4 separate regions of the Homo sapiens genome follow, and regions 2, 3 and 4 are each linked to region 1. Evidence: chromatin contacts called from ENCODE Hi-C or POLR2A ChIA-PET data. All regions are on one chromosome and are shown on one strand. Each heading gives the region's core, a stretch centred on a gene start or an enhancer-like site at or near the end of the contact. The rest is flanking DNA. Distances are from core to core; before and after follow the strand shown.

The links. A loop is a pair of places that touch in the nucleus more often than their neighbours do. ChIA-PET counts read pairs that join two places held with the same protein, here RNA polymerase II (POLR2A). Pooled maps may share reads with other maps.
Region 2: a loop to region 1 is called in a map of B cell, with 9 times the contacts of the local background. The contact joins the promoter of HIGD2A here to the promoter of UIMC1 in region 1. A Hi-C loop is called at or near these places in 5 of 168 maps with a recorded cell type or tissue (B cell, CD8-positive, alpha-beta T cell, ascending aorta and 1 more), 6 of 37 single-sample maps with no recorded cell type and 16 of 50 pooled maps. POLR2A ChIA-PET finds 5 or more read pairs at or near these places in 2 of 52 experiments (BJ and WTC11).
Region 3: a map with no recorded cell type shows a loop between it and region 1 (11-fold over the local background). The contact joins the promoter of TMED9 here to the promoter of UIMC1 in region 1. A Hi-C loop is called at or near these places in 2 of 37 single-sample maps with no recorded cell type and 10 of 50 pooled maps. POLR2A ChIA-PET finds 5 or more read pairs at or near these places in 1 of 52 experiments (OCI-LY7).
Region 4: a pooled map shows a loop between it and region 1 (9-fold over the local background). The contact joins the promoter of FAM193B here to the promoter of UIMC1 in region 1. A Hi-C loop is called at or near these places in 6 of 50 pooled maps. POLR2A ChIA-PET finds 5 or more read pairs at or near these places in 2 of 52 experiments (GM10248 and endothelial cell of umbilical vein).

Annotation. Positions count from the first base shown.
Region 1 is chr5:177,003,704-177,010,608 of GRCh38, forward strand. UIMC1 (ubiquitin interaction motif containing 1) reads right to left here and starts at 3,076. Exons shown (of 15, transcript NM_001199298.2): 1 at 2,947-3,076. RefSeq lists silencers at 2,282-2,331, 2,702-3,091, 3,102-3,201.
Region 2 is chr5:176,385,689-176,392,593 of GRCh38, forward strand. It overlaps HIGD2A (HIG1 hypoxia inducible domain family member 2A), which reads left to right and starts at 3,063. Exons shown (of 2, transcript NM_138820.4): 1 at 3,063-3,285; 2 at 3,643-4,073. The coding sequence starts at 3,132. The coding sequence ends at 3,809. NOP16 (NOP16 nucleolar protein) reads right to left here and starts at 2,910. Exons shown (of 5, transcript NM_016391.8): 1 at 2,745-2,910; 2 at 2,547-2,655; 3 at 1,152-1,221. The coding sequence starts at 2,851. CLTB (clathrin light chain B) reads right to left here. Exons shown (of 6, transcript NM_007097.5): 6 at 6,813-6,905. It also overlaps a transcript of ARL10 not described here. RefSeq lists enhancers at 2,214-2,897, 2,549-3,748, 3,021-3,340, 3,541-3,760, 3,582-4,265.
Region 3 is chr5:177,586,548-177,593,452 of GRCh38, forward strand. It overlaps TMED9 (transmembrane p24 trafficking protein 9), which reads left to right and starts at 5,656. Exons shown (of 5, transcript NM_017510.6): 1 at 5,656-5,851; 2 at 6,028-6,128. The coding sequence starts at 5,668. RefSeq lists an enhancer at 6,861-6,905.
Region 4 is chr5:177,553,313-177,560,217 of GRCh38, forward strand. FAM193B (family with sequence similarity 193 member B) reads right to left here and starts at 1,251. Exons shown (of 9, transcript NM_001190946.3): 1 at 937-1,251. The coding sequence starts at 1,146. FAM193B-DT (FAM193B divergent transcript) reads left to right here and starts at 1,316. Exons shown (of 3, transcript XR_941274.3): 1 at 1,316-1,617. RefSeq lists silencers at 420-529, 860-1,069, enhancers at 950-1,453, 1,180-1,339, 1,360-1,509 and a cis regulatory region at 3,672-4,118.

The DNA.
Region 1 (6,905 bases), core at 1,826-4,325:
CTAAGAGTATAGCATGAGTAGTACTTGGCAGCAGAGATGAGTATGGGGGAAGACTGGAGAAGCGTAATGCACTGGGAAAACCTCTCACACAGAGTAGTTTCCATCCTATTTAAATGTTTCCTGTACCGTGTGTGCACGTGTATTGTTACTGAGACAAGGCCTCACTCTGTGATGGAGTGCAGTGGCATGATAATAGCTCACTGCAGCCTCGACTTCCCAGGATCAGGCAATTCTCCCACCAGAGCCTCCTGGGCAGCTGGGACTACAGACATGTGCCAACAAGCCCAGCTAATTTTTTGTATTTTTTGTAGAGACTGGGTTTCACCACGTTATCCAAGCTGGTCTTGAGCTCCTGGGTGCAAGCAATTGCCCACCTCAGCCTCCCAAAGTGCTGGGATTACATGTACCATATACTTAAACCAATATGCTCAAATTTGATAGCAAACAAAGCTATACCACAAAATATGTCTAATTTCTAAAAGGCATGTAAATAAATAAAAACCCAGCATAGAACCACTGCAGGCTCAAGGTGGGTTTTCAAAGAATCACAGCAGATGATGGATCAATAAGAAGCATTAAGTACAGGCTCCCCACAGATACAAATTCCAAAATTTCCAGTGCTTCATGAGATTTAGCCACATTAAATTACTGTTTTCCACAGTAATTCTAAAAACGTAAATAAGAAAGGTCCCTGATCAGTTCATTTAAACAAGCAAGCCTGTATACAGTTCAACTACTATTTTTTTTTAAGTTACTACCCTTCAAAGATGAAGAACTCACTAAAATAATGGTCTATCTTCACTTATTGAACTAAAGCTAAAATGAATTACCACTAACTGCCAATGAAGGAGGAATCAAGTCTGGATGCCAACAGCAGCTTCTTAATGACAATTAAGGAACAAAATGTCTCCAGAAAGATGCAGAAGCAGGACAGGTGCCCCAGTAATGAGACTTATTTATTTCACAGGTAACATTTTGGGCAGTGTCCTTGAAAATCCTCAATTTCAGATATTATTTGCCATTTTATTTCAGCACATCCATCGTCTTGATCTATCTGAAGAAAAATCACTGACAAGGTAATTTAAAATCTTGACAGTCTGGGTACCAAACTTGTCAAAATTGCTTTGAAAGCTTGGGGGCACAGGGACCTTAAGAACAATCCTTTATAAATGATTGACTTTTACCCCTAAATAGGTACCTAGCACTTTCTTTATTTGGAGACAAGGTCTTGCTCTGTCACCCAGGCTGGAGTGCAGTAGGGCAATCAGCCTCGACCTGGTCCAAAGGTCAAGCAATCCTCCTACCTCAGTTTCCCGAGAAGCTGGGAACCACAGGCACGCGCCACCACGCCCAGCTAATTTTTTTTTTTTAATTTTGAGGGTTTTAAGAGACAGGGTCTCACTCTCTTGCCCATGCTGAAGGGCAGTGGCACGATCATAGCTCACCTGCAGCCTCCACTTCCTGGGCTCACGGGATCCTCCTGCCTCAGCCACCTGAGTAGCTGAGACTATAGGCAGGCGCCACCACACTCTAATAATTTTTTTTATTTTTTGTAGAGACAGGGTCTCCTATGTTGCCCAGGCGGGTCTTGATACTCCTGGACTCAAGTGATTTTTCTGCCTCGGCCTCTCAAAGTGCTGGGAGTATAGGAGTGAGCCACCAGGCCCGTCGACCAAGCGCTCTAATAACTAAATACAATGAACTTATTTCCGTAATTTTTGTAAAAAGGTAAATGCATACCTACACACGCATACATCCCTGATACTTCATTTTCCATTTTTTCAGTTTATATTCAGCCTCAGTTTAGGACAAGTGTGTAACAATACAATCCAAACACTTTAGTATCTAGTATCACAACAACTCTGCGTCGTAGGTATTCATATCACGATGTTCCACATGAGGAAACTTAACGCAAACAGCGGATAAGCTGGTAAAGGGCTGAGAGTTGAAGCTGAATGTATCTGATTCCAAAAACACACTTTCATTCGACTACAAGGCACTGCCTCCCTTGACAGGAAAACAATAAAGACAGAAGCATAAACTTTTCACTTTTTCCGGGTGTCATTTCTATATCTCGGTGCGATGTAGTGATTAAATGAAAGAACACTGGAGTCCAGCTGCTGGGATTCAAATCCAGCTCCACTACTGCCCGGGACTCGCGCCCCGTTAACTGAGCGGCAGGGCACCAGCCCGCCGGCTGTGGCGCTCGAGAAGCCTGCGGCGCTGCCTAAGCACCTGGAAACGCGCCGGCCCTGCGGGGGCGAAATCGTCTAGGACGATAGGGATCTCCAAGGAGTGCGCTGGGGGTTATTTTCGGGGCAAATAATTAGAGAAAACGAGGATCACACAACAAAACAGCAACCCGGCACGGGAAGGAGCGCGGGCCTGGCGCCCCGAGGCGTGAGGCGGCGCGGACCACGGCTGAGGGAGCTCGGCGCTCGCCCGACGCCCGGGAGGATGCAGGCCGCCCCCCAGGTGTGAAAGGGACCCGCCCGGCAACCGAAGGTGCAAAGCCCAACCTGGCGTTCCGAGGGGCCCTGCGTGGCGTCAGGGGAGACCCAACCCGCGTCCCGAACCCACCTCAACCTTGGGAAGGACCCAGCCCCGGCATCTGGAGAAGCCCAACCCGGCACCAGTAATGGCCGGTCCCGGCGTCCGGAATCCGCCCCGGAATCGGGAGGGTCCCAGCCCCGCATCCCGAGCCCACTTCGGCGTCCGGAGGGACCCACCCCCGACTTCGGCAAGGCCAGCCCCGGCGTCCGGAGCCCACCCCCGCGTCGCGAGAGACACACCCCGGCATCAGGAAGGGCCGCCCCGGCGTCGGGAGAGGCCTACCTTGGCGTCGGGAAGCGCCCCTCCCGGAGAGTAGCGGGCCGCGGACCCGCTGAGGAAGAAAAGGAGGCAGGGAGGGGTGGGCGGAGCTGTGCGCAGGCGGCGGGTACTCACTCGCTGGCGCAGGCCGCTCTGTAGACCTTCTCCGGGTTGCCGGGGGTCGCGAGCCGCCACACGTTGGGAGCGCGGGGGGAGGGGGAGGGGCGCGCGCGTCCGATGCCAGAGACACGCTCTCGGGGCGGGCGCAGGCGCAGCGCGCGGAGACTTAACCAACCCCCGCCGCGGGGGAGCCATCCGGGACGTACCAACTGCGCGGGAGGCGCTGACCGCCCGTGAGCCGGCTCGCACCTTGCGCGGTCTCAGTTGCTTGCGCTTTGGGGGAAAGCAAGGAGTAACAACAGACTCAGAGATAGCTGTGGGGCAAAATGTATAGAACGGCCACTTTTGAGGACAATTCCGTGTGATGAAATTTAAAATGTCCATTTTATGACCCAGCAATTTCACGTCTAGAAAAATACGGAAATGCCGGGTGCGATGGCTCACGCCTGTAATCCCAGCGCTTTGGGAGGCAGAGGCGGGCGGATTACCTGAGGTCGGGAGTTCGAGACCAGCCTGGTCAACATAGAGAAACCCCTTCTGTACTAAAATACAAAAATTAGCCAGGCGTGGTGGCGCGTGCGTGTAATAACAGCTACTCAGGAGCCTGAGGCAGGAGAATCGCTTGAATCCGGGAGGCGGAGGATGCAGTGAGCCCAGGTCACTGCCACTGCACTCCAGCCTGGGCAACAGAGCGAGACTCCGTCTCAAAAAAAAAAAAAAAAAAAAAGGGAAAGAAAGAAAAGAAAAATACAGACACTCCTACAGGTGTGCACAAGACATGTTCAAGGAGGCCAGCTTCCTGGCGGAAAATGTGAACAGCAGAAATGTCCAATAAGTCTCGCATAAATAAAACACCAAATGTCCCTACAGTGATATACTACAACAAATAAAACAAAGGAATCCTATATGTGTCAACATTTGCTAGGTCACAACTACTTAAGTTATTGAAATAGCGACATGCCAACAAATATGTACACTGTGAAATGATTTATATAAATTTAAAAATAGGTAAATTAGAACAGTATATACTGTTTACAGAAAATCTATGTGTGTAAAAGTATATAAGATGAACTAGATGGATACCATGGTAATGGTAAAGGGGTGAAAGAAGGAGTAGCGGAAAATGTGGGGAGAAGCAAACAGGACTTCAGATAGATCTGTCATGATTTCTATTAAAAAGAAAGACCTGGCCAGGCGTGGTGGATCACGCCTGTAATCCCAGCACTTTGGGGGGCCAAGGTAGGCAGATCACTTGAGGTCAGGAGTTAGAGACTAGCCTGACCAACATGGTGAAACCCCATCTCCACTAAAAATACAAAAATTAGCTTGGCGTGGTGGTACATGCCAGTAATCCCAGCTATTCGGGAGGCTGAGGCAGGAAAATCGCTTGAACCTGGGAGGCAGAGGTTGCAGTGAGCCGAGATCACACCACTGCACTCCAGCCTGGGTGACAGAGTGAGACTCTGTCTCAAAAAAAAAAAAAAGAGAGAGAGAGACCTAAAAATAAACGTAAGAAAATGTTAACAGTAGGGTAATCGAACGTGGAACTACAGGCACATTATTCTTAATACTTTTCTGTAACATTTACATTCTGGAATGCCTTTGCCCTATCTCCCCCATGCCACCTACCTCCAACTGATCCTCCAAAACCCACCTGAACCATTTCTTCCACTGCTTCCTTGAACCTCAGTTCATTTCTCCTGCATCCTTCCTCAGCTGCTGGGACATTCGATCTCCCACAGTATACTACAATTCTTTGCTCTATGAGTCTATATCTCTTCTATAAGACTTGTGAGCTCTATGAAGACATGATCCATGTAATCCTCACAAGTAGCAATGGGCCTGTCCTAAAGCAAACACTCAAAAAATGTTGATTGAATTGAATTGAGGAGTGGGGAGATCAGAAAAGGTTTCAGTGCAGGGCCAAAAAGATCCTTTTAGGGCATCTTACTTCAGGGAAGACTATTGATGCATTGGTGGTGGCAGCCATTCTGCAAACCTGAGGACAGACAGCCTATGGCAGGCAGCCTGTAAGATGGCCCTAGATCCCACAGGCTGGCAACCACACTCTTGTGTAATCTCTCTTCTTGTGTGTGGGCTATGCTTAATAACTCACTTCTAAACAATAGAATAAGGCAGAAATGATGGCATGTCATTTCCAAGAGTGGGTGATAAAAACTCTATGGCTTCCTTCTTGGGTACTATCTCAAGTTCTCAATTTGCTCACTCAGGCCAAATGCTATACTGTGAGAAATAGCCATATGGAAAGACTCACAGGGCAACAGCTTGATCACATCTTAGGAGAGACCTTAAGCCAAAGACCTGTCTAAGCTGTGTCCCAACTCGTGACCTATGAAAACTATGTTTATGGTTTTTTGGTGTTTTTTTTTTTTTAAAGGTCTCACTCTGTCACCCGTACTGGAGTGCAGTGGTGTCATCAGGGCTCACTGCAGCTTCAAACTCCTGAGCTCAAGCTATCCTCCCACCTTAGCTTCCCAAGTAGCTGGGACTACAGGTGCATGCCACTGTGGCTAGCTATTTTTTCGTTGTTTTTTTGTGGAGACGGAGTCTCATTATGTGCCCAGGCTGGTCTCAAACTCCTGGGCACAAGTGATCCTTCCGCCTCAGCCTCCCAAAGTGCTGGGATTACAGGCATAAGCCACTGCACCTGGCCTATGTTTTAAGCCGCTAAGTTTTGGGGTAATTTGTTATATAAAAACATATAATTATTTCAGAGCTTAGAAGAGAGGAAAAAAAAAACAGAAAATAGCAGAGTTAGGACCCTAATCATATATACCTGGCAACCGTTCAACTTCTGGGTTTTCTATGATGTGAAATAATAAGTTTCCTTAATATTTACACCATTATGAGTCATGTTTTTCTGTTACCTGAAGTAGACAACATCCTAATTGATATAAAACTAAATGTCCATCATAAGAGAATGATGTATTATATAGTATATTCATAGAATAACATACAACAATTAAGAAATGAAAAACTAAATAAAATAAATGAAACACACTTTGGGAGGCTGAGGTGGGTGGATCACTTGAGCCCAGGAGTTCAAGATCAGCCTGGGCAACACAGTGAGACTTTGTCTCTACTAAAAATAAAAACAGGCCTAGCACGGTGACTCACACCTATAATCCCAGCATTTTGGGAGGCCGAGGCGGGTGGATCACTTGAGGTCAGGAGTTCGAGACCAGTCTGGTCAACATGGCGAAACCCCGTCTCTACTAAAAATACAAAAATTAGCTGGGCGTGGTGGCACGCGCCAGTAAGTCCCAGCTACTCGAGAGGCTGAGGCAGGAGAATTGCTTGAACTCCAACCTGGGTGACAGAGTGAGACTCCGTCTCAAAAAATTAAATTAAATTTAAAAATAAAAAATTATACAGATGCCGTGTGGCCAGAAAAAAAAAATAAGCAAACAAGTAGCCGCATGTGGTGGTGTGTGTCTGTAGTCCCAGCTACTCGAGAGGCCGAGGCAGAAGGATCTGTTGAGCCCAGGAGTTCCAGGTTGCAGTGAGCTATGATCGCACCACTGCACTCTAAACTGAGTGACAGAGTGAGACCCTGTCTCAGAAAAAAGAAATGAAACAGATCTACATGTATCATCACGCATAGACCTCAATACATGATATTAATTTTAAGAACCAAGTGGCAGGATAATGTAAGGTCCATGAGAATAGAAACTTTATTTTGTGTATTGCTGTGTCGTCAAAATTAGAACAATGCCTAGCACAGAGTAAAGAAAGATGAATGATATGCTCATTGTGATGCCATTTACGTAAACACACATATTCTTATGCAAATAATACCACATGTTTTTGAAGGTAGTAAATATATCTAAAAGTATTCCCATAGGCCTAGGAAGATACAGGGATATATAATAAACACATAATAGAGGATACTTTTTTTTTTTGAGACAAAATCTCACTCTGTTGCCCAGGCTGGAGTGCAATGGCATGATCTG
Region 2 (6,905 bases), core at 1,813-4,312, 620 kb before region 1:
TCCAGCTATAAGCCTCTCAGAGAAGCTCTTGATGTATTATTGCAACACATGAAATGGGACGGTCTAAATACATGAGATCTAGAGCTGCCGGGTCTGGGGCCTGAGGCTGGGCCCCAGCACCTTACTAGTGCTCCATGGGAGAGAAAAAGCCAGGATGTGGAGCCAACTAATGGCTTCACTTTTAAAATAGACAGGCAAATCCTACTCCATTTCTCATCTAGAAAGAGAGAGAAAGAGCTACCTCAGAGAAATGAAGTAGTCGAATCATATCCAGAGGTTAGGTCCTCATATTGTATATAGTCAAAATTATCTTTGACACGGTTGCCAGGGGCTGGAGGTAGAGGAAGATGGGGAGTTGTTTAATGGGTATAGTTTCAGTTTTGCAAAATGAAAAGGTTTTAGGGACCTGTTGCACAACAAAGTCAATATCCTTTACTGAACAGTGCACTTAAAAATGGTTAGGATGGTAACTTTTATGTGTTTTTTAACCACATTTTAAAATTTTTAAAAATGTTCCTCTTTGACTACAGTAAGTGCCTATGGCTTGGTATATACAATCCTGTGCAGTAATTCTTATGAGAACCACTGAGATAAAAGACAGGAACTCAAGGAATTCTGTATCAAATGTCTGGCCATTCAAATCCTTTATCTTTAGGGGAGCTGCTTAAACTCCCTGACAGGTAAGGGGAAGGATGAATGAAGAATTCTAGAGTATTCCCACTTTCCTGTAGGGTTTACTCTCCTCCGTTTTAGCGTTCACTCTCTATAGCCTTAATATACATAAAATCGATTTTGTCATTGGAACATTTATTGAGATGGTGGAATCCCTAAAAATCAGTTCATCCTTAAATTCATGAGAAGCCATACCCATGCCAGAGATTTACTGGTTTCTCTTCTATTCTCCCAGGCACCTGGGTACATCCTCCCTAAACATCTCTGACCTTAGTTCACACAGTAAGGTCAGGGTTTAGTCAGTACAATGAAAAATGAGCCAGCCAGGACACAGTCCTAACTCTGTGAACTTTGAACCAGCTCACTTCTCCCCTCTGAAACTTGGTTTCTCCATCTGCAAAATGAGGACATCTTAGGGCCCTTCCCAGCTTCCCACAGTGCAGGACAGTGACCTAAAGGAATATATGGACCACACCCACCATTCAGCACATAGGGCTTCCGTACAAGCTCTTTAGGCCTCTCCTCTATGTCCACCTCCATGGCCTTCACCTGCAGAGAACAGAGCCCTTGAGACCAGAAGGATCTTTGATGAGGGAAAGTTATAGACTCCTGCTTATCCCAACACAACTACTAACCCATAAGAATCCCTGCCCACGGTTAGGTAGAAGTAGGTAACAATGAGAACTAATGCCCTGGAGGCTTTTTCTCTCTCTCTCTCTTTTTTTTTTTCTTTTTCTTTTTGAGACAGAGTCTCATTCTGTTGCCCAGGTTCAAATGCAGTGGCACAATCTTGGTTGACTGCAACCTCCCCCCGGGTTCAAGTGATCTCCTGCCTCAGCCTCTCAAGTAGCTGGGATTACAATCATGCGCCACCATGCCCAGCTAAATTTTGTGTTTTTAGTAGAGATGGGGTTTTGCCATGTTGGCCAGGCCGGTCTCAAACTCCTGGCCTCAAGTAATCCGTCTGTGCCTTTTACCCCCAACACAATCTTGGTGACAAGGACTTTGTGTTTTGTTCTCTATTAAATCCCCAGGGTGCTTAGGATGTGACATGTTCTCAATAAGTAGTTAACCTAATGAATGGGCTTCGCGAATGAATTTGTTCCATTGCCTTAGGCAAGTTTCTTTTTATTCTTTCATGCCAGAGGAAAATGGCACTACCATTTCTTGAATAAATGTGAGGCTACAGCCACACAGTTAGATAGTCCCTAAGGCAAGGAGTGTTATACCCATTTTATAGATAGGCAGGCAGAGAAAGATGAATTGCTTGCTTTTCTTTTGGGAACCTGGATTCTTTTAATAGTTGTTGAAGCCTCCAGGGGGCCAGGCGGATCACTTGAGGCCCAGCCTGGCCAACATAGCGAAACCCTGCCTCTACTAAAACCACAAAAATCAGCCGGGTATGGTGGCACACGCTTATAATCCCAGCTATTTGGGACGCTGAGGTGGGATATAGCTTGAACCCGGGAAGGAGACTGCAGTCAGGGAAGCCTAGGGAAGCCTCAGACCAAGGATGATTGAATAACAAAGAAAAGGTGTAAGTAAAGATCTCCAACTCTTAGGGAGTACTAATTAGGAAAGTTAAGGGTAGAAAAAGATAAATTAAGGAAAATACCGTTGAGATGCTAATGGGTTAATTTCAGAGAAAAAAGACTGAGTAGAGGGGGTATGGGGAATGTGTGCTGGGGAGGGAGTGTGACGAAGGTCGTAAAGAGACCCTTGCTCAACGTCAGTTGAGCGTTCTGACTGTGGGGAGGTCGAAAACTCGGAAGGGCCTGAGGGAAGGAATGGGCAGTACCACGTTCTGACACCTAGGTCAGTATGGCGGGGGAAGAGTAAAGAAGACAAGGACCGAGACCCTGCCATGTCAGTACCTTTCTCTTACGGAGGGGCACCGCCCTGTTGGGGTCCACAGCCAACCCCATCTCGGCCAGGTTCTGCCGTACCGATTTAGCGTGGTCCCAGGCATGTCGGATGTGGGAGCTACCGGCAAAGAGAGACATCGCGGATCCGTCATCTCGCGGACCGTCCCGGCCGAGGCCCACGGCCACCCGGAACCCCAGCCCCCTCACCATTCGATCCGCGGCGCTGCCTTCCGTCGAGCATTCCGGTTCAGACGCTTTCGGTTGACACTGTAACCAAACTTCTGCCTCCGGGTTTTGCCCTTGGCCTTGGGCATCGCGCTGACCACCGCACCAGCAGCTCAAACACGCTGCCTCTGTCTCTCAGACCTCGTGTAACAAACTCCTTCCGGAAGGCGTGCACAAGGCTTTGCGGGCATTTGGGGAAATGTAGTCCTTTTGTAGCACTACCGTGCTGAGCACTACGACTCCCAGGATGCAACGAGCATTTGCGCCTGCGTACAAGGCTCAATTTATTCGTTTCCCCGCCCCTTTCATGACCTTCACCGGGAGGCTGAGGTCGGAGTCCCGATTTTCTCCTGCTGCTGTGGCCCGGACATGGCGACTCCCGGCCCTGTGATTCCGGAGGTCCCCTTTGAACCATCGAAGCCTCCAGTCATTGAGGGGCTGAGCCCCACTGTTTACAGGAATCCAGAGAGTTTCAAGGAAAAGTTCGTTCGCAAGACCCGCGAGAACCCGGTGGTACCCATAGGTAAGTGGGTGCGGTAGGAACTGCACAAGGAGAGGACAGTGATGTCGGAGGGAAGGAAGTAGAGAAGGACCAGAGCGCTAGCGGGGAGCGGAAGGAGAGCGGACTAGAGAAGAGACGAGGGGGCGGGGCGGTGAGGGGCGAAACTGATTGGAGCGGGAGCAGCGGGTTTAGGGGGCGGGATTTGGGGCCTAAGATTGGGAGGACTCTGTAACTAGGAAGACCTCGACTCGACCTACCCTCGCCGCCCTCCCTCCGCTGTGATCCAGAGATCTTGGCTTTGGGGAAGCGAGACCCAAAGCGGGGAATGACCTGCGGGGCCCGACCTGCTGTTTCCCAGTTGCTTTGTCCCCTCCTCAGGTTGCCTGGCCACGGCGGCCGCCCTCACCTACGGCCTCTACTCCTTCCACCGGGGCAACAGCCAGCGCTCTCAGCTCATGATGCGCACCCGGATCGCCGCCCAGGGTTTCACGGTCGCAGCCATCTTGCTGGGTCTGGCTGTCACTGCTATGAAGTCTCGACCCTAAGCCCAGGGTCTGGCCTTGAAAGCTCCGCAGAAATGATTCCAAAACCCAGGGAGCAACCACTGGCCCTACCGTGGGACTTACTCCCTCCTCTCCTTTGAGAGGCCCATGTGTCGCTGGGGAGGAAGTGACCCTTTGTGTAACTGTAACCGAAAGTTTTTTCAAAAATCCTAGATGCTGTTGTTTGAATGTTACATACTTCTATTTGTGCCACATCTCCCCTCCACTCCCCTGCTTAATAAACTCTAAAAATCCACTTGTATTTAATTCAGTATCATCCCCATGGTTTTTGGTCTTTGATTTTGGAGGAAACGGACTTTGGAGTGGTGCTTAGAAATCGTGTAGTCTAGTGATTCCCGAACTTTCCTAGTAACAGCCACCCAGGGCACTTTGAAAGCAGAGATTTGGCCAGGCGCAGTGGCTCACACCTGTAATCCCAGCACTCTGGGAGGCCGAAGCGAGCGGATCACCTGAGGTCAAGAGTTCAAGACCAGCCTGACCAACATGGAGAAACCCCATCTCTACTAAAAATACAAAATTAGCTGGGCGTGGTGTTGCGTGCCTGTAATCCCAGCTACTCGCGAGGCTGAGGCAGGAGAATCACTTGAACCCGGGAGGCGGAGGTTGTGGTGAGCTGAGATCGCGCCATTGCACTTCAGCCTGGGCAACAAGAGCAAAACTCCATCTCAAAAAAAAAAAAAAAAAAAAAGAATCTCAAGGTCACTCCTTGAGATTCTAGTTCAGTGGGCCTAGAGTAATGCCATTTGAAAAATACTGGTCTAGCCAGCAGTTTTTCAGACTTTCAGTAGGACAACCTTCCTTCAGATGAGGCCTCCCATAGTCGGGTCAGAGGCAGAGGGTTCTGCCCTCCACTCCGCATAACCTCCTCACCCTGCTCCCACCTCCCTAGAGTCTATGGGGCTCCACTGATCTAGACCATCTAGTTCTTTTTTTGAGACGAGTCTCACTGTGTCAGCCAGGCTGGAGTGCAGTGGCAGAATCTCGGCTCACTGCAACCTCCGCCTCCCGGGCTCAAGCAATTTTCCTGCCTCAGCCTCCCGAGTAGCTGGGATTACAGGTGTGTGCCACCACGCCCGGCTAATTTTTGTATTTCGTATTTTTAGTAGAATACTAAAACAACATGGTTTCACCATGTTGGCCAGGCTGGTCTTGAACTCCTGACCTCAGGTAATCCCCCAACCTCGGCCTCCCAAAGTGCTGGGATTACAGACGTGAGCCACCACGCCCAGCCTAGACCATCTGGTTCTTGACACAGTATAGAAGAGGAAACAGGCTCAGAGAAGCAGTCTGGTACAGTGGGAAGAACACAGTCCCGAAGCTCTCCAGAGATTTGTGTACATAGTGTTTGAGGGTTCTGGAAGAGGAGGCTGAGGACCTGAGCACACTCTAGAAGAGAGGTGACCTGTTAGTTCCTCCTTCATGTAGTTTCAAACAAGTATTCCTGGTCTGTGGTCAGCGCTCCTCAAATGTTGGATTTGAGGACCTGCGCTCTTCCCGAGTGATTGTACTGTTTTCAACACCAGCTTCAAGCTGGCAGAAGGAAAAAGGGAGTGAAGACACACCCCTTCTTGAACCCCCCAACAGTCTAGATCTCAGTGGAGGGCTGTACTAGGGCCAGCTAAGTTGCTTGCCTCCACCATGTTCTCTCAGCTTTGAGGCAGAGATGATAGATGTAGAGCAGTGCACTGTGGTGACCCTTGGCATCCAGATACAAGACAAGGACATGGAGTGATGACCACTGTTTGTAAGTGTTGGTGTCATGGTGTCCCCCTCCAAAAATGTTGAAGTCCTTCTAGTGCCTTAGAATTTGACCTTAGGCTGGGTGCTATGGTTCATCCCTGTAATCCCAGCACTTTGGGAGGCCAAAGTGGATAAATTGCTTGAGCCCAGGAGTTTGCCCAGCCTGGGTGACATGGCAAAGCCCCGTCTCTACTAAAAATACAAAGATTAGCCAAATGTGGTGGCACGTGCCTGTAGTCCCAGCTACCTGAGAGGCTGAGGTGGAAGGATTGCCTGACCCAAGGAAGTTGAGGCTGCAGTGAGCTGAGATTGCACCACTGCACTCCAGCCTCAGTGATAAAGCGAGACCCTGTTTGAGAAAAAAAACAGAAAACGAAGATTTGGCCACAAAGACAGACATACCTAGAAGGCAATGTGCAAACAGCCACCTGATGGGGGCAGGATTGGGGTGATGCGTCTGCCAGCTAAGGGATGCCTGAGGCTACCAGAAGCCAGAAGCAGGTGGAACAGACCCTTCCCCAGCTCCTTCAGAGGGAGCATGGCTCTGCCACAGCTTGATTTCAGATTTCTGGCCTCAAGAACTATGAGACAATAAATTTCTGTTCTAAGCCAGCTAGTTCATGTACCTTCTTACAGAAGCCCTAGGAAGCTAATATTTACTGGCAATTACTCAAATCTTTTTAAACATCATGCAGGTCATGAACGTCCTGTTTGCAAACTCTGCTGAAGGGGAAGAAGGTGTGATCACTGGTTGTTTATCCAAAATCCAAGATGAGCCCAGTTGAAGGAGGAAGCGAAATACACAGGGCAGTGGACCCTCCACATCCAGAAGGTCCCAGCCAACCCTAAGGAGGGGAGTCTCATGGGTCTTCAGGGCTCTTACCCAGGCTTAGGAGGAAGCTACCACCAGGAACCTCTGGTCTCGCTTTTCCCTCCCACTACAAGCCACTTCCCCTCTGGGAACCTTGGTGTCCTTGGTTATATGGTGAGAATAACAGAATTTACCTCACAGACTTGTTAAAGGATCGAGGTTACAAAAGCATTCTGCGAGAGGCTGTCTTTCCTCCTGGAGGTGGAGGCAACAGACATGGAGAGCTTGGGGCTCCCACTTGGCTGGGAAATGGGGGAACATTCTCCCTTCTCTCAAGGTCATGAAGCTGGGAAAGTTCTAAGCACAAACCGAGCCCTGACACCAGTTGTGGCTTCCAGAGAAGTGAGAATGATAATAAATAAGTGTAAAAAGAGTCAACAACACACCCTTTAAGCCAAGAAAAAAAATACATCAGGAGGGACAGTCACAATTGAGTAGACTGAGAGGAGGCGTGAGGGGCTGGACCA
Region 3 (6,905 bases), core at 4,406-6,905, 590 kb after region 1:
CAGCAGCTATGGGGTGTGTTGGGTTTTGAATTAGTGGGATGAGGAATGAGTGAATTATATCAGAGGCAACTACATGGGGACGGGAAGTTTTAACTAGGCCAAAGGTGAAAGGGTATGGCTGGGCTTCAGACAACTTATGCCAGACCCAAAAATAGATGCAGAGACAGCAACTATACACATTTATGGCATCTGGTGTTGGTATTTTCACAAATTGTGTTCAATTTATGAAAATTCACTGAGAGGTAAACATTTAGCTTATGCACTTTTCTGTCTTTTTTTTATGCTTCAGTAAAACATTTACAAAGCAGCTTCCTCTCCCACAATAGCTCCCCAAACCCCTGTTCCTCTTTTATATAAGCAGGCATAGTTACCAATTTCTTACTGATAACCAGATGGCCATTCTTTTTTCATGGCGATATAATATTTAATTATAGAAGTGTGCCATAATTTATTTTATTTTTTTGAGACAGAGTGTCACTCTGTCGCCAAGGCTGGAGTGCAGTGGCATGATCTCAGCTCACTGCAACCTCCGCCTCCCGGGTTCAAGTGATTCTCCTGCCTCAGGCTCCCGAGTAGCTGGGATTACAGGTGTGTGCTATCATGCCTGGCTAATTTTTGTATTTTTAGTAGAAACGGGGCTTTACCATGTTGGCCAGGCTGGTCTCGAACTCCTGACTTCAGGTGATCCATCTACCTTGGCCTCCCAAAGTGTGGGGATTACAGGCGTGAGCCACTGCACCTGGTCCATAATTTCTTTCTTTTAATTTTTATTTATTTATTTATTGAGACAGGTCTCACTGTCACCCAGGCTAGAGTACAGTGGCACAATCACAGCTCACTGCAGCCTTGACCTCCTGGGCTCAAGCAATCCTCCCACTTCAGCCTCCTAAGTAGCTGGGACTACAGGAATGTGCCACCACGCCTGGCTAAGTAGTTGGGACTACAGGTGCGAGCCACAACACCCGGCTAATTTTTGTATTTTTTTGTAGAGACAGGATTTCACCATGTTGCCCAGTCTGGTCGTGAACTCCTGAGCTCAAGCAGCTCTCCTGCTTCAGCCTTCCAAAGTGCTGGGATTACAGGTGTGAGCCACCACACCCGGCCTATTTTTAAAATATCTTATTAGTGGAATAGATATAAATCAAAGTTATTAAAGTAGCTGCATCTGGAAAGGGATGGAGGGAATAAGGATTTAATTTTATTTGTAATAATTTTGTTCTTTAAAACATACCTGATAGTTTAGGACTTCTGCTTCTGAGAAGATGATATAGACATACTTTTCTCCATTCCTCTGGCTAGGTACAACCAAAATCCTAACTAAAAGAGGAGTCTCAAATCAATAATCTAAACTACTTCTGGCCGGGTGCAGTGGCTCATGCCTATAATCTCAGCACTTTGGGAGGCTGAAGAGGGCAGATCACCTGAGGTCAGGGGTTCGAGACCAGCCTGGGCAACATGGTGAAACCCCATCTCTACTAAAAATACAAAAATTAGCAGAGCATGGTGACACATGCCTGTAATCCCAGCTACTTGGGAGGGTGAGGCAGGAGAATCGCTTGAACCTGGGAGGTGGAGGCTGCGATGAGCCGAGATGTTGCTACTGTACTCCATCCTGGGTGACAGAGTGAGACCTTGTCTCAAAAATCAAAACAAAACAAAACAACAAAAAAACCCCACAAACTTCTACTTCAAGTCACTAGAATAAGAAGAACAAACTAAATCCAAAGCAAGCAGAAGAGGAAAAAATAACAAGCAGAAACCAATGAAATTAAAAACAGAAAAGCAACAGAGAAAATCAATGACACAAAAAGCTGATTCTTTGAAAAGACTGATAAAATTGACAAACCTCTTACAAGACTGATACAGAAAAAAGAAGACATAAATCACCAGTATCAGTAATGAAACGGGTGACATCAGTACAGACCCTGCCCACATCAGAAGGATCATAAGAGAATAATTCCACGGACAACTTTACATACATATGTGGGGGTGTGTGCTGCAGACCTCAACTCAACGACAGATGAATAATGTACACTGACACAGATATTCTGCTTGTCAGTCAGGCCGATTGTCCAGGCCCCCTACAGACTCCCAGGAGAGTGCTGTACATTTGCAACGTGGCCCCGACTCCCCGCCTCCTACTCGCTGGCCTTCTCGTCATTTACTTAGCACACATTAAACACAGCAAAAGTCTCAAGTAAACACCATTAGAGGGTAATCAACCTGGTCGCCTTCCCCTGCCTCCCCCAGAGCGCCATCCTGCCCGCGAATGATTAAAGGTTACTTTTAGAACCACATGAGTAAACAAGCTATTTAGATAGACTCCTCTACATTCCTATGTTACTTACCCTTGCTATGGCTCAAAGAGGATTAGGCCGCTTTCAGCCAAACTATCTGAAGCTAAGCAAAAACCTTTTGGCCTTCCAAGTTTTGTGTTTTATTGTATAATTTTCCCCACCATCCTGACTGAACCTCTACATACATAAATGTAACAATTTAGGCAAAATAGATCAATTACTCAAAAAGCACACACTATCACAACTTACTAGTATGAAATAGATACTTTGAATAGCCCTATAGCTATTAAGGAAATTTAATTCATAATTAAAACACTCCCCAAAAGGAAATTTCAAGGCCCAGATGATTACACTGGAGCATTCTACCACACTTTTGTTTTTTTTTTTGAGATGGAGTTTCACTCTTGTTGCCCAGGCTAGAATGCAAAGGTGCCTTCTCAGCTCACCAAACCTCTGCTTCCCAGGTTCAAGTAATTCTCCTGCCTCAGCCTCCCGAGGAGCTGGGATTACAGGCATGTGCCACCACACAGGCTAATTTTGTATTTTTAGTAGAAACAGGGTTTCTCCATGTTGGTGAGGCAGGTCTCGATCTCCTGACCTTGTGATCCTCCCGCCTCGGTCTCCCAAAGTGCTGGGATTACAAGCGTGAGCCACCGTGCCCGGCCAAAGTTGACTGTTTTTAACTGTACACTTCAGTGGGATTAAGTACATTATATTGCCATAGAACTCTCACCACCATCCATCTACAGAACTCTTTTTATCTTGGAAAACTGAAACTCTATACCTATTAAACAATAACTTCACTCTCCCTGTCCTCCAGTCCCTGGCAACCACCATTCTGCTTTCTGTCTCTGTGATTTTGACGACTCTAGTACCTCATATACATGGAATTACCCAGTATTTATCATTTTATGTCTGGCTTAGTCCACTTAGCGTAATGTTTCTTCAAGATTCATCTATGTTGTAGCATGTGTCAGAATTCCCATCCTTTCTAAGGCTGAAAGGATTTCCATTGTGTGGATGTACCATATTTTGCTTATCTATTCATCTACTGATGAAGAACTGGGTTGCTTCCATTTTTTTTTTTGCTTGTGAATAATGCTGCTGTGAACATATGTGTACAAATATCTCTTTGAGACCCTACTTTTAATTATTTTGAGGATATCTCTAGATATGGACTTGCTGAATCATATGGTAATTCTATTTTTATTTATTTATTTTGAGACAGTGTCTTGCTTTGTCACCCAGGCTGGAGTGCAGTGGCATGATCACAGCTCACTGTAGCCTTGACCTCCCAGGCTCAAGCAATCCTCTTGCCTCAGCCTCCTGAGTAGCTGGGACTACAGGCGCATGCCACCAGATCCAGTTAATTTTTGTATTTTTTGTAGAGATGGGGTTTCGTCATGTTGCCCCGACTGGTCTCGAACTCCTGGGCTCAAGCAATCCTCCTGCTTCTGCCTCCCAAAGCGCTGGAATTATAGGCGTAAGCCACCATGCCCAGCCTATTTTCACTTTTTTGAGGAATCATTATACGGTTTTCCACAGTGTCTGTACCATTTTACATTCCCACCAACAGTGCACAAGGGTTCAATTTCCCCACATCCTTGCCAATGCTTGTAGTTTCTTTCTTTTCCTTTTTTTTTTTCTAGTGGCCATCTTAATGGGTATATGACGTAGTATCTCATTGTTCTTTATCTCATTGTGATTTGTGTTTCTCTAATGATTAGTGATGTTGAGTATCTTTTCATGTGCTCACTGGCCACTTGTTGATCACTGGAGAAATGTCTATTCAAGCCCTTTGTTGTGGTTTTTGAATGAGATTGTTCTTATTTTGTTGCTGAGTTTTAGGAGTCTCTGCATATTCTGGATATTAATCCTTTGTCAGATATATGATTTGCAAATATTTTCTTCCATTCTGTGGGTTGCCTCTTTACTCTGCTACAGAGTCTTTTGATGCACAAAATGTTTTAATTTTCATAAAGTCCAATTTGTCTATTTTTTCTTTTGTTGCCTGTGCCTTTAGTGTCATATCCAGGAAGTCTGTTGCCAAATCCGATGTGGTAAACCCTTTGCCATATGTTTTCTATGAGTTTTATGCTTTGGGATTTTAAAAGTTGTGGGTCTTTTTGGGTGAATTTTTATCTATGGTGTTAGAGAAGGAACCACCTTCACTTTTTTGCATGTGGATATCCAGTTTTCCCAGCACCATTTGTTAGAAAGACTGTCCCTCCTCCCCGCATTGAATGGGCTTGGTCTCCTTGTTAAAAATTATTTGACCATATATGGGAGGGCATATCTTGGGGCTCTCTATTGTATTCCATTGGTCTATATGTCTGTCTATATGCCAGTACCACACTGTCTTGATGACTGAAGCTTGGAAGTAAGTTTTGAAATCAGGAAGTGTGAGTTCTTCAGCTTTATTCTTATTTTTCAGGATTGTTTTGGCTAATCGAAATCCCTTGAGAGTATATGAATTGTAGAATGAGTTTCTCTGTTTCTACAAAAAATGTCATTGGGATTTTGACAGGAATTGCATTAAATCTGTAGATTGCTTTGGATAGTATTGACATCTTAACTATATTAAGTAAGGATGATTTTTTTTAAATTACTGATTCAATCTCCTCACTAGTTATAGGTTTATTCAGATTATATTATCTATTCTGAGTCAGTTTTGCATTTCTATGAATTTGTCCATTTCATCTACGTTATCCAATTTGTTGGCTTATATTTGCTCATAGTACTCTCTTATGATCCTTTCTATTTCTGTAGAATTGCTAGTAACGAGCCATTGCAGTTGGGATCTGGCAGCAGAGGCTGTGTGTGTGTTTGTGTGTGTGTGTGATCGGAGAAATGCTTGAGAGGGTAACACCCGATTTAGGAGTGGACAGGGTATGAGGACAAAGAAGTGGTAATGGGAGACCTTGCCTTTTATTTCTTTTAATCTTTTTTGATAATACATTTGTGCATTATTTGGTCGTTCTCTTTAAATTCATTTTTAAAGGTAGAAGCAAATCAAGACTGGTAGATGCTGTGCCAAGGAAAGTCAGGGATCCTAGGTTCGAATCCTGTCTCTGTTCGCAATTCGCTCCGCAACCTCAAACAAACGACCTCAGTTTCATCTATGAAAAGCTGGTAACCATCGTCAGTTGCCAGGCCATGAAGAGAGTCAACGGAAATAAGTTTTTATTCTAGGGCACCCGCTCTCTCTCAGGTAAAAGCCGCGCCCCAATCAGGTACTGCCGCGCCAGGGCCGCGGGACATCTCGGGATTTGTGGTCCACCCGGCGGAACTCGCGGTCCCGGCAGGCACCGCGGCGGCGGCAGGGCGACGTGGCGCGGCCGGCTGCGGCTGCGCAGGCAGGTGGAGCAAGATGGCTGTGGAGCTGGGCGTGCTGCTCGTCCGGCCCCGGCCCGGAACCGGGCTGGGTAGAGTGATGCGGACCCTCCTGCTGGTGCTGTGGCTGGCGACGCGCGGAAGCGCGCTCTACTTTCACATCGGAGAGACGGAGAAGAAGTGCTTTATTGAGGAGATCCCGGACGAGACCATGGTCATAGGTGCGGGGGCGGGGAGGAAGGGGCGAGTTTGGAACGTGACCGTGGTCTTGGGGCGGGGGATGCGAGACAGTCAGCTCTCTAGAGCCGGGAGGAGACGGCCTCGCCGTGCCCAGGCGGTCGCGGAACCCATGCCACCTCGCGCTCCTCTGACCTGGGCTCGCCCTGCTTCCCTCAAGGAAACTACCGGACGCAGCTGTATGACAAGCAGCGGGAGGAGTACCAGCCGGCCACCCCGGGGCTTGGCATGTTTGTGGAGGTGAAGGACCCAGAGGACAAGGTGAGCCAACCGCCCCCCTCCTCTCCGCCAGCCTCTCAGCTAGGCGGGCTCCGGTACTTCCTCTTCTAGTTCCTGCATCTGCTAAAGTGGGAGAGACAGTTGATGTTGTGGGAATATCCTGCTGACTTGCAGACCCCGCCCGGTCTGTGAAATGGGCGGATTAATTGTGGTGATAAAAATCAAAGAGTTTTGTCAACTCTTAAAGTCATCTAGACTTTAAGATTTCACAGAACATGATACTTTCCCCACAAAATGAGCAGCTTTTAATCTTCCCAAGTAAGGATATTAAAACGAACGGCAAAACCCTTCAGCTCTCACCTTCTGTCACTTTTCGTTAAAAAACTCATGGCGGGGTGTGGTGGCTCTTGCCTGTAATCCCAGCACTTTGGGATGCCGAGGCGGGTGGATCACTTGAGGCCGGGAGTTCAGGACCGGCCTGGGCAACCTCCGTCTGGCAAACCCCGTCTCTAGTAAAAATACAAAAAAAAAAAAAAAAAAAAATGAGCCGGGTGTGGTGGCGCACACCTCTAATACCAGATACTTGGGAGGCTAAGGCACGATAATTGCTTGAACCTGGGAAGCTGAGGCTGCAGTGAGCTGAGATAGCATCACTGCACTCCAGCCAGGACGACAGAGTGAGACTCTGTCTCAAAAACAAAAACAAAAAAGAACCCCCCAAAAAACAACTCACACCAAAAAAGTTGAAAGGGCATAAGCTATAAAGGAAAGCCCTTCCCAAGAGCAGTCAGTCACTTGCCACCCTAATGTCAGACTCTC
Region 4 (6,905 bases), core at 1-2,500, 550 kb after region 1:
CATCCGACCCTCCAAGACTCCTGCAGGAGCCTGCCTTCCTGGGCAGGCTCAGCCAAAAGACCAACTCAAAACTCTTTTGTCAGAGCAAGCTTAGGGAGAGCCACCCAGCCCCGAGTGCCACAACCCTCCCAGAGCAACCGTGGCCCATGTCACCCCCGCCTCTCAGTGAACTTTGGCAGGGTACCTCCCGTTATCTCCTTTGCTCAAAAGAAAGTGACCTTCTTCCAGGTGGCAAGCTGGAAGCTTTGGGGAATCCTCCTACTGTTCGCTCTCAGCAGGATTCTCCAAACCTGGGATCTCAAGGTCGGGGTGGGCTGCCTTGCGGAGCAGGGGAGGGAAGAAGGGCAGGTTCTGCTGGGTTTCCACCTCAGTGCAGAAACCCCACCAAAAACTCCTCCGGGCAGCCTGGCTGTCTGCTCCAACTGCTCTGCTGGGTATGGCGAGGAGGCGCCAGGAGACACAGCTGCTGAGGGGGCCGCGGCTGCAGGCGCTGCAGGGGACGGAGTGGAGCCGTTCCCGGGGGCAGAGGGAAGAGGCTGCAGTCGTCCAGTCCCAGAGCCCCGAGATGGCCTGTGGCTGAGGGAGCAGGTGGGCCCGGGGGAGGTGGCGGGCCGAGAGCGGAGCTGCGGCCTCGGGATCACAGCCCAGTCCCAGTCCCAGTCCCAGTGTGGGTGTACGGCCGGAACGCCCGGAGGCGGCGGGGAGAGGGGAGCAGCTTCAGCCTAGTCGCAGGAGCGCGGACCGAGCCTCGGCTTTGGGGAGAGGGGTCCAGCCTCCATTCCCGCCCCGGGGGAGAAAGCTTCGGCGCCGGACCCGGGGGAAGGCTGCTACCCCAGCCGCGGCAGGATGGCCCATCCCCAACCCCGCCCCACTCCCGCTCCCGCTCGGGGAAGGTGAAAGCGCCCGAGCCGCCGAAGTCTCCCCGCTCGCTCCTACCTGCGGGCCGGGCACCAGGTTGGGTTCGTCATCCTCCCTGGGGCCGTCGTGGTCGGGCTCCGCCGGCGCCTCCGGAGGGCCTGCACCCGCTCCCGCCTCCAGGCTTGGCGGCGGCGGGGGCTCGGGCGCCTGGGGCTTCTGCGGCCCCGCGGCCCGAGCCCGCTCGCGCCTGCCCGCACCGCCGCTCGGCCTGCTCCGCCTCCGCGTCATGCCGCCGCTCGCGCCGCTCCCTCGCTCCACACGCCGCCGCCGCCGCCGCCGCCGCCGCCGCCGCCGCCGCCGCTACCGCTCCCCTCACAGGACAACAGCCAATATGGCGGCGCCCGGTTCCCCCCCTCCGCCTGCTGCCAACAGGTCAGAGGGCACGCGGAGTCCGCGCCGCCGCACTAGCCCCCGAGGCCGCCTGCGCCATTTTGAATAAGGTCACCACCCGGAGTTCGCTGGGAGAAAAACTTGGTGGGGAGACGCCCTTCCCCCCCTACGCGGGACGGGAAGGATGCAACCTGCTGGAGGAACGCGTGTAATGCGGTGGTAATCGCGCTGCACCACCCTAGCACTTAATAATTGCCTGTTAAATGGATGAGTGAATTAATTTCTATAGTGTTACAATACTTTCACACCCATCGTCTGACTCCTTCCGACAGCACAGCGAGGCAGGTACGGATCATTCCCATTTTGCAGGTGAGAAATATTGAGGCAACATAAAGGCCTGGAAAAGGTTGCTGTACATCATTTTGTTGGAACTCCTGGGCTCGTGGACGGCCTGAGTTGAAAGGGACGAAGGTCTTTATTTGCAACATATGGTCTACTGGGAGTCCAGCGTTCTGTGCTTGGGACAGTGGGACTCAAACCCGACTCCTTGTTCCCGAGTCTGATGGGGAAGGTAGACACGTAGGTACATAGTTACAACCGGTGTGATAACGATGAGACGACTAGGTGTTTCCAAAAAAATAGTATGTGCAGGAGAGGATTTTGGAGTGGTACACAAAGGAGAATTTTTAAAACTTAATAATTATGTATTTAATTGTTAAAAATGGAATTTCCCCCCTCTTTTTGTGAATATACTGTATAATACATGTACATGGCACAGATTAAAAAAAAAAAGTTTTGAGTGAAGTCTGTCTCATGCCTGGGCTATGTACTCTGAAATTGTGGTTATATGCAGAGTTGCTATTGGTATCAACAGGGGCGGAATCCTGACACTGGCTTCCTAACCCATGGGGCAAGGGCTATTTTGAAAGGAAGAGCTACATGGAAGGCCCTGGAGCTCTCCTTAACTACCAAGAAAATAAATCAAAAATAGTACCTTATCTCACCCAGGGATTAATGCCACTATCAAAGATTTGAAAGACGCAGGGTGAGTCCCATCACATCACCATTACCTCTTCAGTTTGCCCAGAACAGAAGAGAGACGGCCTTGAAGAACAACAGAGCATTATGATAAACTTACTTATTCTGGTAAGAACCCCAACTGCAGGCATTCTTCCAGATGCGGTCCTTCTTGGGACAGATCAGCACAGTTGTTGGTCTCTAATAGGCAACAAGAGGTCTGGTCAATGGTTATTCTTCTGTACCAAACACCAGGAATCCCTTGCATTGATCTGGCAGGGGCAGCGGTAAACCCTCACTGTCTTGCTTCAGGGTATGTCACACTCTGGACCCAGCCACTTAGTTTACAGGGATTTTTTTTTTTTTTTTTTTTAATGACAGAGTCTCACTCTATCTCCCAGGCTGGAGTGCAGTGGCGCAATTTCAGCTCACTGCAACCTCCGCCTCCTGGGTTCAAGGGATTCTCGTGCCTCAGCCTCCAGATTAGCTGGGATTAGAGGCACATGCTACCACGCCCCCTAATTTTTTTGTATTTTTAGTAGAGACGGGGTTTCCCCGTATTGCCCAGGCTGGTCTCGAATTCTTGACCTCAGGTGATGCACCTGCCTCGGCCTCCCAAAGTGCTAGGATTACAGGCGGAGCCACTGCACCCTGCCAGTTTACAGGGATTTTTTTTACTAAATCTCCATTCTAATGGATATCAGGCTAATCTGCTGAGGCACTGATGACATCATCTTGATGGACCTTAAGAAAAGGGAATAGCAGATATCCTGGATGATTTGGTAAGGCATGATGTGTGTGCCAGAGGATGGATAATAAATCTCACAAATATATAGGGGCCTCGCAGTAAGCCATCTAGGAGTCTGGGATATGTTGAGATATTTCGTACAAAGTGAAGGGAAAGCTGCTGTAGATCACACTCCCTACTAGGGAAGAGGTGCAATACTTGGGCTGGGGCTTCTTTAGACTTGGTAGGTAACATAGATGTATTTCGATACATTATTATTATTATTATTATTATTATTATTATTATTATTATTATTATTATTTTGAGATGGAATCTCTGCCACCCAGGCTGGAGTGCAGTAGCGGGATCTCTGCTCACTGCAACCTCTGCCTCCCGGGTTTGAGTGATTCTCCTGCTGGCCTCCGGAGTAGCTGGGGTTACAGGCGCGCACCACCATGCTCAGCTAATTTTTGTATTTTTAGTAGAGACAGGGTTTCACCATGTTGGTCAGGCTTGTCTCGAACTCCTGACCTCCTGAACCTCCGGCCTCAGCCTCCCAAAGTGTTGGGATTACAGGCATGAGCCACCGCGCCCGGCCTGTACTTAGGTACGTTATTTTGACCAGTTACTGGGTCACTTGAAAGCTGCCAACTTTAAGGCAGGATCATACAAAAAGAGAAACTTTTCTTAGTGGACCAGGCTGCAGAGTAAATAGTTCTGGCTTTGGTCTTAATACTCAAGCATTGGATTTTGGAGCAAACTTATGCTTTCCTTCAGCAAATAGTTATATTCCATTTTAGAAATAGCTCCTGGCTTGCTTCAGGGGTCTGGTGAAATTGGATGCCTGATCCTGGCCTACTAGGTGACCACGTGACCTGAACTGAGTGTTATCTGATCTACTCAGCCATAAAATCAGGGGTGCTCAGCAACACCCTGTCATCGAGAGGAAGTGACATGTGTGGGTTGGGTCCATGCAAGTCCTAAAGCACAAGTAGGTTGCCAGAGCAAGTTACTTACATTCCTCTGCTGCCACCCTCTTCTCCATTCCATCCTTCAACCTGGATCAGTGGTTTCATGAACGGTTTAATGATGAGTTGACTAAGGAAGAAAAATCCAAAGTCCAGTTTGCAGATGGCTCTGCATGGTGTGCTGGCTCCAGCCAGAAGCAAATTGCTAGAGTGTTCTAGTCTTCCTCAGACAGGGCCCAAGGGCACAGAAAAGGGAAATCCACGCAAAGACCCTGAAATAAAGACACATCAATTCCTGGCCATTGGATCATGATTTACTCTGTTGTTGAGGGACTTGAGGGAAAAAAAGACTGCAGGCTTAGTGACAGGAAGTTCTGAGGATGACAGATGTGGAAAGATTGTCCAGAATGGCTTCAGAACATAAGGCTATTTGTGTCCCAGATGAACGTTCATCAAAAGAACCTCTTAAAAGTCCGATGGGCAGTATGGCCCCTTCTGTGGCTGTCAGACTGTCTCTTCCCAGCTATTTAAGAACTTATTCAATGGCTGCATGAGAAAACTGGCTCAGCAATTTGGACTGTCTCCTCCCTGAGGCTGGCTGACCTATCTACTCTCAGTGCTGAGTCCAATTTGCAGGAACCAGCCAGAGGTCCGTGTGGAACCTTACTCTGAGGGGCACACCTGACTCTCTTCTAGCAGGATGATTACTTTGGACTATGTATTAGGGCTGGTTAGCTGCTGTAACAAACCAACCTCACATAGCAAGAGTTTTAACACCTTAGATCTCGTCTACCTCGTGTCGCAGGCCAATGCCTGTTGAAGGGGACTTTGCAGTCACTCAGGGATCCAGTCTCCTTGGATCTTGTGGCTCTGTCTTCACCTCGGCTCTCAAAGTCCTCTTCATTCATCCAGAGGATGGGAAAGGCAAAAAAGTGAGGGTTGCATGGGACATTTCTATGAGCTGTACCCAGAAATGAATATACATCACTTTTACTCACGCGCCATTGGGGAGAATTCCACTGTATGGTTCCCCCAGAGGATAATCCTTCCCTCCTACTTCTTCCTCTCTCCCCAGGCAGCACTGATCTGCCTTCTGTTTCTACAGAATATTTTGCATTTTCATACAGTATGTATTCTGCTTTGCCAGGCATCTTTCCTGCAGCATAATTATTTTGATTCATCCATATTGTAGCGTGTTTAGATAGCTCATTCCTTTATACTGCAGAGTAGTATTCCATTGTATGGAAGTATCACATTTTGTATCCATTCAGTGCTGATGAGCAGTCATGACAAACATTTCTCATGCATTAAATTAGCTTATTATGCTGCTCTGAGAACTGGAAGAAAATATATTTAAAGCCCAGTACAGGCTGGGCGCAGTGGCTCATGCCTGTACCTCCAACACTGTGGGAGGACCACTTAAAGCCAGGAGTTTGAGACTAGCCTGGGCAACAAAGCAAGACCCTGTCTCTCCAAAAAAGAAAGAAAGGAAAAAAAAGCTGGCATGGTGGTATGTGCCTGTAGTCCCAGCTACTTAGGAGGCTGAGCTGGGAGGCTTGCTTGAGCCCAGGAATTCAAAGCTGTAGTGAGCTGTGATCACTGCCACTGCAGTCCAGTCTGGGTGATAAAGCAAGACCCTGTATCTGTAAGAAATAAATAAAGTCTGGGTGCAGTGGCTCACGCCTGTACTCTCAGCACTTTGGGAAGCCAAGCTAGAAGGATCACTTGAGGCCAGGAGTTTGAGACCAGCCCAATCAACATAGTGAGACCCTCCATCTCTACAAAAAATTAAAAATTTAGCTGGGCGTGATGGCACTCATCTGTAGTCCTAGCTACTAGGGAGGCTGAGGCATGAGGATCCCTTGAGCCCAAGAGTTCGAGGCTCCAGTGAGGTAAAAAGATGCTACTGCACTCTAGCCTGAGTGACAAAGCGAGACGCCTTAAAAAAATAAAAATCCCTTAAAAAAATGAAAATAAAATATATTTAAAACAAGTATACAATGCACAATATAGTGAAATTGTATCACATACAACTGTTTAAACATGTATTTTGTACATGTTAACATGTGAGAGCAGGATTGGCTTCATAGATACATAACCTGTGCCACCACATAGGGCTCCACGCCCAGAAGGGCTGTGTGCCTGGCTCAGTGCTCTGCTGTCGCTTCCTTGAAATTCTTTATTCTTTCTTTCTTTCTTTTTTTTTTTTTTTTATTGATCATTCTTGGGTGTTTCTCACAGAGGGGGATTTGGCAGGGTCATAGGACAATAGTGGAGGGAAGGTCAGCAGATAAACATGTGAACAAGCGTCTCTGCTTTTCCTAGGCAGAGGACCCTGCGGCCTTCCGCAGCGTTTGTGTCCCTGGGTACTTGAGATTAGGGAGTGGTGATGACTCTTAATGAGAATGCTGCCTTCAAGCATCTGTTTAACAAAGCACGTCTTGCACCGCCCTTAATCCATTTAACCCTGAGTTGACACAGCACATGTTTCAGAGAGCACGGGGTTGGGGGTAAGGTTATAGATTAACAGCATCCCAAGGCAGAAGAATTTTTCTTAGTACAGAACAAAATGAAAAGTCTCCCATGTCTACTTCTTTTTACACAGACACGGCAACCATCCAATTTCTCAATCTTTTCCCCACCTTTCCCCCCTTTCTATTCCACAAAGCCGCCATTGTCATCCTGGCCCGTTCTCAATGAGCTGTTGGGCACACCTCCCAGATGGGGTGGTGGCCGGGCAGAGGGGCTCCTCACTTCCCTGTAGGGGCGGCCGGGCAGAGGCACCCCTCACCTCCCGGATGGGGCGGCTGGCCGGGCAGGGGGCTGACCCCCCCACCTCCCTCCCAGACGGGGCGGCTGGCCGGGCAGAGGGGCTCCTCACTTCCCCGTAGGGGCGGCCGGGCAGAGGCGCCCCTCACCTCCCGGACGGGGCGGCTGGCCGGGCG